Linked DNA regions of Homo sapiens: region 1 is linked to region 2. The links are chromatin loops, found by intact Hi-C in ENCODE. Cell type or tissue: A673. All regions are shown on one strand.

The links. A loop is a pair of places that touch in the nucleus more often than their neighbours do. Peaks named below come from ENCODE experiments on the same cell type or tissue, not always from the same donor. Only the 100,000 strongest peaks of a DNase experiment are listed, where the experiment ranks them.
Region 1: a loop joins it to region 2, with 8 times the contacts of the local background. A loop is called at or near these places in 8 of 110 quality-filtered maps.

What each region holds. Positions count from the first base shown.
Region 1 is chr5:21,807,428-21,815,427 of GRCh38, reverse strand. All of the region lies in intron 9 of CDH12 (cadherin 12), which reads left to right. Among named protein-coding and RNA genes, the nearest start is that of SNORA105A, 73 kb to the left of the region's middle. RefSeq lists a silencer at 2,148-2,342. In A673, a CTCF peak has its summit at 4,536 (motif pointing left); a DNase peak (open chromatin) is centred at 4,497; H3K4me3 peaks cover 388 bases; H3K27ac peaks cover 3,980 bases.
Region 2 is chr5:23,136,693-23,144,692 of GRCh38, reverse strand. No RefSeq gene overlaps it. Among named protein-coding and RNA genes, the nearest start is that of CDH12, 290 kb to the right of the region's middle. In A673, a CTCF peak has its summit at 4,871 (motif pointing right); no DNase peak of the experiment used is centred here.

The sequences.
Region 1 (8,000 bases), 1.3 Mb after region 2:
CATTTTTTCCATAATAGTGAGGCAAATTATAGGAATTTCCAATAGCAAAGTAAAGGCAGAAAAGTGAAGCTCATTTAGTTCAGCCATTTCCTCCCCTTCTACAAAACACACTCCATTTTGAAGAATTTTGAAGAATATACTCCAAACTGCAGTATACAATACTCATTTACTCATTGTAATTATTTTAACCAGAATAAATACTTTGCATTTAGTTCCATTAATCAGTCTGCCCCTCCCATATTTGCTCAGGAATTCTGAATTTTAACAAGGAAGCAATATATATGGTAATGAAAATACTCTTAAAAAGAAACACATTTTTCAAATAGATTATCATATTTTTATTTCTACTATTGTGCAAAAATTACGCTTAGTCTAGAAATTAATTTAACCCACATGATCCCACTCTATTAAATTAAGCATTTATGTTAAATTTGCAAAGTACAGTTAGAAAAATATGTCAAATTCTTATCAACTTTACTCCTTCATTGTTATTTAGTTTGTTTTTCTCTTTTTCTTTTAGTCCCAAATCAATGTAAAGTCTTCTCACTTAATTTTTTCCCTAAGAAGGTCTCCAACAAAGAAATCACATTTAAATGGGTTACAATCATCTATTCAAATGGAACAAATAAAAATCATTAATAATATAAAAAATATTTTAAATTAAGAAGTCATAATATTTAAATATAAAATTAAGTATACTTCCAAAGTAAAATTAAGGTACGAAAGATTCAATTCTAGATATACTTTATATATATTTATGTTTATATACTTATTTATATTTAATTATTGTAACTTACTTTATATTCACACACATAGTTTTATGTTTATGTTTTCATTTTTATTTACACATATTTACCACCTATACCAATAAGTAATCAATGTCTAGGTGTCAATCTAGAAAAATGTATGTCATTCTTATTTATTTTTAAAACAGTTGAAAAAGGCGTGGTTTAATAATAGTCCTTTATCTTATTATATCAAAACATATTAATCTTTGAAAGTAATCATTCAGTTATGTAAGTTCAACTATCATGAAAGCAATAAGAACATATCTGCCTTTTTCATTATGAAACATCTACAGAGAATGAGTCATGTTATTTATTTTTTGTATTTATTGTGTTTATTTAGAATTTTTATTCTTCTTAACTGGATTAAAATTGAGATATGCAAAATTATATAATACTTTTATTAAAATAGATTTAGATAGGGTAGATAATCTTGAAAGTATATCTGCAAATAAAACACACACACACACACACACACACACACACACACACACACACACTCATTTCTCCTGTGGTGGATGAATCATTGTTGTCCATTTTACTGGCCTGAAATTCATTATCTAAGTAAAGCTCAATGTCCATAACTTTCACTACTTCATTCAACAGGTATTTTGGAAGCAGCCACTGTTTTCCAGACTCCACTATGGAGATAGGGCAGTGAACTCAACAAACACACTGCCTGCACTCATACTCAGCTTCCATTCAACTGAGGACGTCAGGAGATAAACAAACAAATTAGAAATCACTTTCAGCAGTGATGAATTCAAGCTAGAAAGACTTAAAGTAGGATGAAGGGGTAAAAGGCATGTGGAGGGTGGAGGGTATCTTACAGTGAGGTGAAAAATAAAAAAAGACTTCTGTATTAGAAGGGAATATGAGCAAAAACCTGACCATGTGGTATTTGGGTGATGTGAGTTCCTAAAAGTTTGAGCAGCAATTTCAAAATCTCTGAATTGGGAGTGTACTAGGCAAGAAGGCCAGTGGGGCTGGAATGAAGTGAAGGAAGAGGGCCTTGGCCAGAGATGACGGGCTCGCCAGGCAGAGCCTTGTAGACCAGGCAAAGATGTTGAATTATTAACAGATCGTGATATAGAGAGCCCATGTGAGTGTAGATCTAGATCACTTTTACTCTTTTATTTATTTTTATTTATTTATTTATTTTGATATGGAGTTTTGCTCTTGTTGCCCAGGCTGGAGTGCAATGGAGGGATCTCGGCTCACTGCAACCTCTGTCTCCCAGGTTCAAGCGATTCTCCTGCCTCAGCCTCCCAAGTAGTTGGGATTACAGGTGCCTGCCAACATGCCTGGCTAATTTTTTGTATTTTTAGTAGAGAAGGGGTTTCACCATGTTTGTCAGGCTGGTCTTGAACTCCTGACCTCAGGTGATCCACCTGCCTTGGCCTCCCAAAGTGCTGGGATTACAGGCATGAGCCACCACACCTGGCCTCGCCTTACCCTTGTAGACCCAAGTGACTCTGGTTGTCTTAAGAGAACAGTAACTAGGAAATAATGAAAGCAATAGCTCAGTTAAGAGACCATAGAAGTAAACCGGGAAACAGATAGAAATGTGGAACGTGATGGTACAGCAACAGAGATGGTGAGAGATTGTGAGATTCTAAATAAATTGTAAAGGAACAGCCAAAACATATTTGTATAAATATTATCATCATCTGGTAAATTACACCAAGCATTTGAGACTTCAGAGCCTAATAAAACACATGGATTTTCTTTCAGTGTTGTAATTTGCTTTCATCTCTAAATATGGATCCACTAGAGGCAATCCCCTATGCTAACCTAGTGTTCTATTAGAAAGAACATTGTAGCCTGCACCCTACATCTATTGAATCTTTAAAAAATAACTCAGGAGGACATTTTTGTAATGAAACTTAAAAACTGTCCACCTATCTATTGTATATATTGTATCGTGTATTGTGTTTATATGCACACATGTACATAGATGCATTACTCAATTAAACATGATAGTATGACTTAATAAAAATGTGAGAAAATATCTCATTGAATAAAGCCCATAAAAATTCAAAATCAATTGAAACACTACAACAATTTTTTAAGTACAGAATGCTTTTGGGTAAAGACTGTAAAATAGTACTATACTCAAGCATATATTCAATAAGTTCTCAGAAAACTTCATCTTGCAATTATCATTAGGAATCCTTAAAGAATTAGGTGTATCTCAATAACTGTGTATGTAAACATCAACAGTAGTGTTGCAGATCCAGAATGATCTTAAATTATTTGTTAAGGTTTTCCCTTCAATATTGCAATACAAGAATTCTGATATAAAATCAGATTCATACAGAAATTACATTTTAAGTATACTAAATGCATTTAGAAAGTCCCAAATATATATTCTACATTTGAATATGTAGTCCTTTTTTAAACACCAGTTATTTTAATTTTTTAGCTAACAGATTTTGAGCTGCAATAGAGGAATGAGGCATGACATGCTTTGTTTTCAGAGTTTTTCTTTTTTTAACGCACTTAAGAATACATTAAAATACTAATGATCTGAAGTACATATTGTTATTACTGTTTTATCTTCAAAATCTTTTATTTGCTTTTCTTTCACTATTTTCTCCTCTGTCTATTTCCTGTATAGAGGGAGGGCTTGAGAAAACAAAAATGATGGTCAGGTTTAGATTAACTGAGAAGACTGAAGAAAGGCATTTTTATTTATTTTATTAACCTTAACTTTGATTCACTTTATGAGCCCTGTGACAGAATGCCATTTCACTGTGACAGAATGCCATTTCACTGTGACACTTCGAATTCAGAGGAACATTATGAAGCTTTATAAATTGCTCCAAGGCATAAGATATTGGTAAAACAAAACAAAACAAAACAAAATAAAAACTGCTTTTATTCCACCCTCACATCCTACCACTCTGAGAAAACTGTAAAAAAAAAAAAAAGCTTGTCCTATATGGTGTTGGGTGTTATAGCAATAAAACACTAATAAAATCAGAATAAAGTTTTTTAAAAATTCAAATTGTCTAGAAATTAAGAGGTGAGCTACATTTACAATGACAGAATAAGAGTTTTAAAATTCAATGGCTTCATTCTTAGTGAAAACCTAAATGAAATTTGTGTTTAGTCACTAGTGTTTTTTTTGCTACTGAATAAATGGGAATAAAATATATACTTCTTATATGTAAACATGGATAGTGAGTTACACGAATTAAAAGTTTTCAAGGACTCAAAATCTAAATATGGTTATAGAAGCACTTGAATTTTCTCCAAAGTGATTGCAAAATTTAAATAATTAAAATAATTAAGTGAATACTTGTTATCCAAAATAATAATTTAATATCCTGTATAATTTTTCAAACAGTTCTCTACCATTTCTACAAAACTTTCTCTTAGAAACTGTTTAAAATGAAGAGTGGTGAAGTTATTTCCTATTTAGTTTTTTTAAAAGTAAACCTTTTTTGGAATTAGAGACAGTGCTTACCATTTTGATGTTACTTGGCAATATTAGTTTATTTCAAATTAACATAACTGTGTGATCACATTAAATCCAAAGCAGAATTTTTCTTTTTCCTTAAAAACGTATGAGATAAATGATATTACTCTTCACAAAGAGCCTTTTAACAAATCGGCTAAGGTGCCAGTTGGTCCCACTGAGCATATATATATTTTATACTTACCCGTAAATCAGTAAAACTCTTTTTCTTTTTTCACGCTTGACAAATGAGTTCACATGATTTGGTAGCATAGCACCATCATGTGGTTAATTTTTGAATAACTCTTAAGAACAAAATGATAATAAAATTTGGAATATTTTACATAGCCAATCATACATGCCTCAGTTTAAGTTTAAAATAATGCTATTTTTAGCCACGCTAATGTACCTAATTAAAGAAAAAACACATGAATGCTGTTGTTTCTATATTATGTTTCTGTTTTTCTAAATATTTGTCTTCACCTTCTTTTGTAATACCTTACCTAGTTTCCCTAAAGTCTCATCAACTGTAACTTAGCCCTAAATCAACGTAACCACTGCAGATTTTTCTAGTCTTGTAGACAATTCTAACTGCACATGCCATAGACTTTTCAAATTCACTGTCTAAAGCTGAGTTCTTTCTTTGCTCCCAACAAAAGTCTGCCTACTCATGTTTTCTCCTTTCCAGTTTCTTAAAGCAAAAATCTGTGATTTTTCTAACACCGCTTCCATTCCTATTGACATCCCCTTGCCAAATAGGGCACAAAGGCTGGTTGCTGATTTTTCCAGAACTCAGGTTAAAATTTTCCTTTCTCCACCTATGAATTTGCCATACAGCCCTCTTCCTGACTCCTTTTTGCCACTGCAAAGGCTATTTTCCCAGCCTCACACGTTATTTTCCTCCAACTAATCTTTTTATTCATGGGGGAATGAAAGAAATCTATTTAGACGTTTAGATAGAAACATGTTCATCTTACTTAAATCAGTTTCTGGTCCTACTGATAGAAAGATAAAGATCAAAGAGTGCATTTTCTATTACTAACTTCTGCACACACACACATTTACAGGCATGTTCATATGCACAAGCTACATTCCAAGTACAGCAAAATCATTGCGATGTCTACCAATGGTATTGTGGTTCTCCTCCTTCTGCATAGAACTCCCTGTCCCATATAAGTATCTTCATGAATTCTTACATGTTCTTTAACATTTTTTTCTCCCTTGCTTCTCAACAAAGGCCTCCTAGAGTCCCTCAGGCAAAGTTGATCACTCCTTTATTTTGTCCCCAAATGTCAACATTTCTGTCAAAGCATCTATGATACTTACAAGGTTCTCATATTGAAAATACAACTCATTCCTCCTACTATATTTTAAGCCCCTGGAGGCACTTTTCCATATCTGTGTTTATTTCCCCATCAGTAAAGGAAATGCCTGAAATATATAAGATGTTTAAAATTGTTGTCGACTAAAAGGACAAATATCTTCTGTTGGTTTACTGTTTTCACTTCTGCTGCATTATTTTTCTTTTTACTCACATAGCATGTAAAGTTTGGAACGTTTTGCAAATAATTTAGAAAAATATGTTTTACTGATTCTACAAATAGGAAAGCTGAAGCTCAAAGAAGGAAGATAATTTTTCAAAGTCACACAGCTTGCTGTAAATCATAGTATATGTTTAGAAAGAGTATACTTCCAATTGTTGTGTACAACAATGCATGTTAGAAAAGATAATTGGCCTCCCCAATAGTCATGATTTATACTGTATGTGGACATGACACATATATTTTATTTCAGCATTTATAGTATGTGACGAAACCCTCTGTAATTTTTTAGGGGAAATATCACTAAAAACCTATGTCTAGAAGCACTAGAGTTTCTTGCAATTCTTTTTTGTTTTGTTTTGTTTGCTTGTTTTTTGTTTATCTTGGTTACTAAATTTATTCCAAAAATTACCGCTAAAATACAGGCATTACTATAATGACCATGATTCTTAAGATAATTTGTTAAAACTACGAAAATTTTGCAGAGTTGCAAAACACTAAAGTATAGTAATAACTTGTCCACAGAAAAATTAAGTGCATTTCTAATAAATAGTTTTGTTACAAATATTTTTAAGGTAAGTTATATAAAATGGATGTTTCTTCATTTAAATATTTTTGTTTACAAACACTTTTTGCCTAGTAATTATATGTTTCTTATAAGCTTATATATTATTAATTTTCTAACAAATGGTGTTGAAATTTTGTCCAAACTAAAATCTACGTTTTAAAACTTAACTACATTTCATTGTTTTTCCCTTTGTTACAGGGACATTCTCACCTGATATAGTGGCAACTTTTGTTCATCAAATACAGCTTTTTTATATAAAATATTGAGTTGCAACCTTTTGTCAATGATGATGAGATATGCATAAACTCTCCCACGTCTCTTCCCAGACAAGAATTGACTACTATATTGATCATAAAACTGAGTTTTAGGAAACCTGCTTTTTCATTAAAATGATGCTTGTTCTGAACATCTTATCTTTATTGTTCAGCCTAGTGTAATAAACCTATTTATAAGAGCTTGCTCCTAGTGTCTGTGCATCCTGGTTCAGCCTGGTATAAATCTGTTTTCTAACTGCTTGTCTTAGAAAGAATCTAGTCTGTTTCAGATAAGCCTACATCCTCGGATCATTTGCGTTCATTGACGGTATTCCTTCCCATTGCCTATTAAGACCTACTAGATAATTGAGAGTGTAGAGCCTTATCACTCAAGGATATATTTTCCTAAAAGTGATGGCTTTACTGTGTTGGTAAAAATAATATAGGCTTACTATAAAAATTGAAGTAATACAGAAGAGTAAAAAGTAAAAAGGGACAAAACCACGGCTACAGTGAGTCATAATATGGCATAACTGGTTCCTTTGCTCAGGGCCTTTTGGGAGGAAATCAAGGCGTGATTGGGGCTATGATCCAATCTAAGCCTTGGAGTCTTTTGTAACCTTACTGGTTCCTAGCAGAGCCAGTTCCTCGTGGCTGTTTGTTTTGTATTGTTGTTGTGTGTTTGTTTTGTTTTTGTGGTAGTTACTACTTCCTTGTGGCTCCTATGACAATGTTGTTAGCTCTCGCCAAATATCAGGTTTCAGTTCCCACAGGCACCCCTTGAGCACTTGCCACTTGCCACATAATCTCCTATAATGACAAATTTACTTCTTATAAGGCAGGACGAAAAGCATCTGCATCACTCCTTTCTTTTAAGGGGTCTCCTGGTTAGATCACACCTCTCAAGTAAAATCTCCTTAATTAACTCAATGTCAAGTGATTAGGGACCCTAATTATATATGCACAACTTATTTTTCCATTAAACTTAATAAGTTTATGTGAGTGAGATGTCATTTAATTTACAGGCCTCTCACACAATGAATGGCAGAGTCATTGCACACAGAGTATAGGTCATTGGGGGCAGGAATATTGGGAGCATCTTAGAATTCTGCCTGCTGAAGCTATCATTTTTTCAAATTCCTCAAAATATCTATAACCATAGCTATCCATTTCCACTCAACATTATCTGGAAGCATGAGGAGCCCTGGAAGAGCCCAGGTAGCTATTCTCTTATAATTTATGCCAAAAAATTGCTTATTTCCCTTTGAAATGAGAAAATCTTTTGGCACTTAACATTTCATTTAGTTTTTTGTGACCTGGACTTCAGCAATGTAAGAACAGAGAAAGTAGTGCTGTAATAGCCCAATGGGCTCTTCCTGCCCATTGCAC
Region 2 (8,000 bases):
TTTCATAAGTGAAGGAAAAATGAAATCCTTTCCAGACAAGCAAATGCTGAGGGATTTTGTTACCACCAGGTGTGCCCTGCAAGAGCTCCTGTAAGGTTCACTAAATATGGAAAGAAAAAATAGTACCAGCCACTGCAAAAACACAACAAAACATAAAGACCATGACACTGTGAAGAAACTGCATCAACTAGCGTGCAAAATAACCAAAAGGCATCATGATGACAGGATCAAATTCACACACAACAGTACTAACCTTAAATGTAAATGGGTTAAATGCCTCAATTAAAAGACACAGACTGGCAATTTGGTTAGAGTCAAGACCCATCGATGTGCTGTACTCAGGAGACCCATCTTACATGCAAAGGCACACATAGGCTCAAAATAAAGGGATAGAAGAAAATATACCAAGCAAATGAAAGCAGAAAAAAGCAGCGGTTGCAATCCTAGTCTCTGACAAAACAGACGTTAAACCAACAAAGATCAAAAAAGACAAAGAAGGGCATTACATAATGGTAAAGGGAACAATTCAACAAGAAGAGCCAACTATTCTAAATATATATGTGCCCAATACAGGAGCACCCAGATTCATAAAACAAGTTCTTAGAGACCTACAAAGACTTAGACTCCCACATAATAATAGTGGGAGATTTTAACACTCCATTGTCATTATTAGACAGACCAACAAGACAGAAAATTAATAAGGATATTCAGGACTTGAACTCAGCTCTGGATCAAGTGTACCTAGTAGATGTCTACAGAACTCTTTACCCAAAATCAACAGAATATACATTCTTCTCAGTGCCACATGGCACTTATTTTCAAATTGACCACATAATTGGAATAAAACACTCCTCAGCAAATGCAAAAGAACTGAAGTCGTAGAAAACAGTCTCTCAGACCACAGTGCAATAAAATTAGAACTCAGGATAAAGAAACTCACTCAAAACCACACAATTTCATGAAAATTGAACAACCTGCTTCTGAATGACATCTAGATAAATAATGAAATTGAGGCTAAGATCAAGAAGTTCTTTGAAACCAATGAGAACAAAGAGACAATGTACTAGAATCTCTGGGACACAGCACAGGCAGTCTTAAGAGGAAAATTTGTAGCACTAAATGTCCATGCCAGAAAGCTAGAAAGATACTAAATTGACCCCCTAACATTCACAATCCTGAAGAGCTAGAGAGGGAAGAGCAAACATTTCCAAAAGTGAGCAGAAAACAAGAAATAACTAAGATTACAGAAGAATGATGGAGATAGAGACACTAAAAACTCTCCAAAAATCAATGAATCCAGGAGCTGTTTTTTTTGAAAAAATTAACAAGATAGACTACTAGACAAAGAAGAACAAAGAGAAGAATCAAATAGACCCAATAAAAGATGATAAAGGGGATATCACCACTGACCCTACAGAAATGCAAACTACTGTCAAAGAATACTACAAACACCTCTACACAAATACTCTAGAAAATATAGAAGAAATGGATGAATTCCTGGAGGCATACACCCTACCAAGACTGAAACAGGAAGTTGAATCCCTGAATAGACCAACAACAAGCTCTGAAATTGAGGCAGTGATTAATAGCATACAAACAAAACAAAACAAAACAAAAGCCCAGGACCAGATGGATTCACAGCTGAATTCTACCAGAAACACAAAGAGGAGCTGGTACCATTCCTTGTGAAATCATTCCAAACAATTGAAAAGGAGGGACTTCTCCCTAACTCATTTTATGAATCCAGCATCATCCTGATAACAAAACCGCGAAGATACACAACAACAAAAAAGAAAACTTCAGGCCAATATCCCTGATGAACATCAATGAGAAAATTCTCAATAAAATGAAATACTGGCAAGCCAAATCCAGCAGCACATCAAAAAACTTATCCACCACAGCTTTATCCCTGCAAGGCAAGGCTGGTTCAACATATGCAAACCAATAAATGTAATCCATCACATAAATAGAACCAAAGACAAAAACCACATGATTATCTCAATAGACGCAGAAAAAGCATTTGATAAAATTCAATATCCATTCACGTTAAAAACTCTCAATAAACTAGGTATTGAGGGAACATATCTCAAAATAATAAGACCTATTTATGACAAACCCACAACCAATATCATATTGAATGTGAAAAAGCTGAAAACATTCCCTTTGAAAATGGGTACAAGACAAGCGTGCCCTCTCTCACCACTCCTATTCAACACAGTATTGGAAGTTCTGGCCAGGACAATGAGGCAAGAGAAATAAATAAAAATATTCAAATAGGAAGAGAGGAAGTCAAGTTGTCTCTGTTTGCAAATGACATGATTTTATATTTAGAAAACCCAATCGTCTCGGCCCCAAAACTTCTTGAACTGATAAGCAATGTCAGCAAAGTCTCAGGATACAAAATCAATGTGCAAAAACACAAGCATACCTTTGCATCAACAATAGGCCAGCAGAGAGCCAGATCATGAATGAACTCCCACTCACAATTGCAACAAAAAGAATAAAATACCTAAGAGTACAGCAAACAAGGGATGTGAAGGACCTCTTTAAGGAGAACTACAAACCACTGTTCAAGGAAATAAGAGAGGATACAAACAAACAGAAAATCATTCCACCCTCATGGATAGGAAGAATCAATATATTGAAAATGGCCATACTGCCCAAAGTAATTTATGGATTCAATGCGATTCCCATGAAACTACTACTGAAATTTTTCATGGAATTGGAAAAACCTATTTTAAATTTTATGTGGAATCAAAGAAGACACTGTATAGCCAAGACAACCCTAAGCAAAAAGAATAAAGCTGGAGGCATCACTCTACCTGACTTCAAACTGTACTACAAGGCTATGGTAACCAAAACAGCGTGGTTCTGGTACCAAAACAGAAATATAGACCAATGGAGCAAAACAGAAGCCTCAGAAATAACATCACACATCTACGACCATCTGATGTTCGACAAACCTGACAAAAACAAGCAATAGAGAAAGATCTCCTATTCAGTAAATGGTGCTGAGAAAACTGGGTAGCTATATGCAGAAAACTGAAACTGGACCCCTTCCTTACACCTTATACAAAACTTAACTCAAGATGCACTAAAGACTTAAATGTAAAACCCAAAACCATAAAAACCCTAGAAGAAAACCCAGCCAATACCATTCAGGACATAGGCATGAGCAAACACTTCATGACAAAAACGGCAAAAGCAATTGCAACAAAAGCCAAATTGACAGATGGGTTCTAATTAAACTAAAGAGCCTCTGCACAGCAAAAGGAACTATCATCAGTGTGAACAGGCAACCTAAAGAATGGGAGAACATTTTTGCAATCTACCCATCTGACAAAGGTCTAATATCCAGAATTTAGAAGGAACTTAAACATATTTACAAGAAAAATCAAACAACCCTATCAATAAGTGGGCAAAGGATATGAACAGACACTCCTTAAAAGAAGCATTTACACCTCCAACAAACATATGAAAAAAAGCTCAACAACACGGATCCTCAGAAAAATGCAAATCAAAACCACAATGAGATACCATCTCTTGCCAGTCAGAATGGCGATTATTTTTAAACGTCAAGAAACAATAGATGCTGGTGAGGCTGTGGAGAAATAAGAACGCTTTTACACTGTTAGTGGGAATGTAAATTAGTTCAACCATTGTGGAAGACAGTATGGCAATTCCTTATGGATCTAGAACCAGAAATACCATTTGACCCAGCAATCCCATTACTGGGTATATACCCATGGGAATATAAATCATTGTACTATAAAGACACATGCATATATATGTTTATTGCATCAGTATTTACAATAGCAAAGCCTTGGAACCAACCCAAATGCCCATCAGTGATAGACTGGATAAAGAAAATGTGGTAATATACACCATGGAATACTATGCAGCCATAAAAAGCAATGAGATCATGTCCTTTTCAGGGATATGGATGAATCTGGTAGTCATCATCCTCAGCAAACTAACACAGGAACAGAAAACCAAACACCACATGTTCTTATTCATAAGTGGGAGTTGAAAATTGAGAACACATGGGCACAGAGAGGGGAAATACACACACCAGGACCTGTTTAGGGGTTGGGGGTAAGGGTAGGGAACTTAGAGGACGGGCCAATAGGTGCAGCAAACCACCATGGCACACGTAGACCTATGTAACAAACCTTCACAAGTATCATTTTTTTAGAAGAAATCAAGAAAAAAATAGAAAATGGGAGAAAGAACCGGCCAAACCAATCTATAAGAATTGAGATAAAACATTGAAGATCTCATTGAAAGACAAAAACATATATTTATCATGACACCAAATTTGAGGCCATGTGTTTCTCTAGTGATTTTTGTTTAATGGTGTCCGACAGTGTGAATGTCAGTAGAGAATACATAGACATTTTCTAATAGATATATTTGATCACTTAGAAAGTACAAGAGACTGTATGGAGTAGAAAAAAACAAAAAGACCCTTGTCTTCTGTAGAATTATGCAGTCGGGCATACATAGTTAAATTAGTTTCAAAAATACATAGTAGAAAACAACAAGGGATTATTGATCTCCACATTCCACATCTGGATAAAAGATGTTTATGTGATTTAGTCTACTCTTTAGTTTAGCTAACTCCTCCCCCTCAGCTTTTCATATCTAATAACTCATCCTCAATATATTGCACATCTGTACCTTCAGGTAGGAAAGCAATTATATCTATTTAAATGTATTTTGAAAGAAAAAATGAATTTTTTATGCGTATGCAACAATATTAAGTAAAAACATTATTTTGCCAAAGGGTTTTGTCTCTCCTGCTTATAGTATTTGTGAGTTCATGCTCGGTGTAACTAGGTGTAACATTGATAAGGAAGACTCTCAGATGTAGTTCTAGGTTATCACCATAAGATGGCGATGCTTTGAAATACACGGCATTTTACCCCCAAACTAAATTCAGCCTTATGAAACCAAACTGATTATTGATAGTAACACTTAAAATCATTTGAGATGGAGGCTACAGTAAGTTAGATATCACCTTAAATAGGGTATCAAAACAGCAGTTAAAACCCAGATTGTGTTATCCCTCTGATTATTTTCTGCTGTTCCTCTTGGTAGCAGTCATGGATTGATTTAATTTGGCACCTCAAACCTGAACTCAGTCATTCTCTCTTGCTCTATTAGTGTTTGTCTGCTGCCCTAGTTGATCTTGCCAATTTGAGATTTGAGTAAAGCCAGTGAAGTATCACAGTCTTTCTGCTAACCCAATGTCCTGCTTAAACTTTTTTTTTTTCCTAAATAGTGATCAGACTCTAGGTGACAGGAAGAATCTGTCCTTTCCTAAAGCCTCAGATAAGAGTGGATATGTTTAATACTCTGTTTGCTCTAGTAAAAGCAGTCAAATAATATCCCTGACAACTAAAGTCTCTTCACAAAAGGAGCATATTTTAAGGCAGGCACATTTTCAATCTGCGTAAGAATTTTCAGAATATCATTACAATAATTTAATAGGTGAATTACATTGATATAGTTAAATATATTTTAAATGTTAATATTATATTTTAGCATTCTCATGCATACACTTCACATGAATATATATATGATCAATAAAGACAAATACATTTTGAAAGTGATCATTTATGTAATGATAGTAATAGCATTAACTGTATGTTTGACACTATGACAGGTTTATTAAATTAATTATATTTATTTCATTATTTAATTTATAATAAGTGGATGGAGTAGGTTTTATAAGCCTTTTTTACAGATGATAAAATACATGCTGACCATGATTTTGAAGATTGCACAGACAATAAATGCCTTTGCTGTGTTTCAAACCCACGTTAGTATATCTCTATACCTATGCTGTTTTTCATTTTGCTATACTAAAAATATATAATCTTTTCATGCTTTCTTTTTAATGAAGATGGAAAACCAAATGTCATTTCAACCATCATTGATTCCAAGTTATTGTCACATAACTGAAGACCTTTGTATTATAATCTTTCCTTAGTGTTCAGTGTGAAAGCAATTGCTTGCCTGACCACTCACTGAAAAATCTTCCCACCTCAAAACAAATTTTAAATATAATTCAAGTTTCTATATTTCAATACATTAAAGAGCATGCCTTAATATATTTGAAAGCCATTTTGTTTGATATTACTTTGATTTTAAGTTTCAATTCTCAAAAGAACAAACTCTGAATCATCTCTAGGTTCCGTTTCCTATATGAAAAATATAAGCATGTTAGTGCAATAATCCCTACTAATTCTATAGATTAATGTTTTTAAGGGAGGCATCATTCTATTAAAGTGTGGTTTGGTTTCACTGTGTGTATAAAACAGGTCTTGTTTGTTAGCTAAAAAGCTATTTCACAAAATGTGTTAAACAAAAATGTTAACTTCAACATTTTCTTCTAATTGCCATTTATAAATATAAACTTAGCCAAACTACATGCCTATTCAGCTTTGATTTTTGTTATTCTAAGCAGATCTTAATTGTTCACTTACAAAAATTTCCAAGATTTATATGTTGATACAGTCTCCTCCAAATAATAAATAAACTGTGTTTTTGTCTGATTCTTCTGAAATAAAATCTTTGTCAAAGTCTAATTAGTAAAAAACTAATTGTTCAGGGACATAGAGCACAAATATTAAGCAATACAAGCTATATCTAGAAAAGAGGCTGCTCAGGACTTAGATTCATGGACATTCTAGTACATCCAGATACAGTAGGAAAATGCATAGAGCTAAGGTTAGCATGCTGTGCTGATTACATAAAGGTCAATTTAGCATCATACATGCTAAAAGTCTAGACAAGTCTTGATAAGACATTCACTTTCAATTATAAAATCACAGAGGGGTTCAATTTAGGCTGTTTGCAGGTCTTCTAATTTAAGATGAATGTCATGGGTGAGCATGGTGGCTTCATTTTAGGAATATGGTCAAATAATAATTTATTAGAAATTAAAATTCTAACTAAAATTTAAATTAGAAAAATTATTATCATGCTTTTATGTTGTTGGGAATAGCACATGATCTCATATGCAGCTAATAGCTAGATCTATGAGAGAGAGAAAGGTGGAGATACAGACAGATAGATATTGATGATATAGATATCTACCTCTGGCTCTTGGCCTATGATCAGATGCCCTGTTTCTCCTATTTTTTTCTCCTTCCTTTAAAGAAGTACTACCTTGAGACTTCAGCTGTCACCTCCATATTAATATTTAAAAGGACTAAACCTAGATTCCACTTCCAATGCCCGTGTCTGAGTTTAATACCTATTTAAACTTATTTTCTATTGAAGGTTTCTATTTTAATCATCCTTCTTTTTCTCAAACTGAAAATGCTAAGACATTTATCTCTCAAGACCTCTTCTATATTTTCTGCCTCTTTCATTTTTCTGCCAATTACTTCAGTTAAAAACCTCTCAGTTACTTCTAATTCAACTTTTCTTTCATCTCTGTCTTAATTTTCTGTTGGTGGTTTAATAAATCACCTCTAACATAGTGGCTTAACACAGCACAAATTGATTGTCTTATCGTATGGAGGTCAGAAGTCCAAAGTGGATCTCACTGGGCTAAAATCAGGATGTCAGCAGGGCTTTTCTCCTTCCAGAGGAGAAGATCTTTTTACCAGCCTTTCCAGCTGCTGGATGCCACCTGCATTTACTGATCTGTGGCAACCTTGCAGCATCCTCAAAGCCAGCAAGGTGAATCTAGTTCGCACACTGGCATTTCCCTGGTTCTCTTTCTTACGTCTCTCAGGGACACTTTGCCATTACATTTGCCCACTCAGATAATCCAAGATAATCACTCTGTTTCAAGATAAGCTGATTAGTAACCTTAGTTCTATTTGCAATCTTAATGCCTTCTTCATCATGTAACATGGCATATTCATAGATGACAAGGATTAGCACATGGACATCTTGTTTATTGGGGGGCGGTACCAGTGCCTACCACAATCTCCCATCAGTAGGTAACAATGTCACAGAGACTTTTTGTGTTTCACATGAAT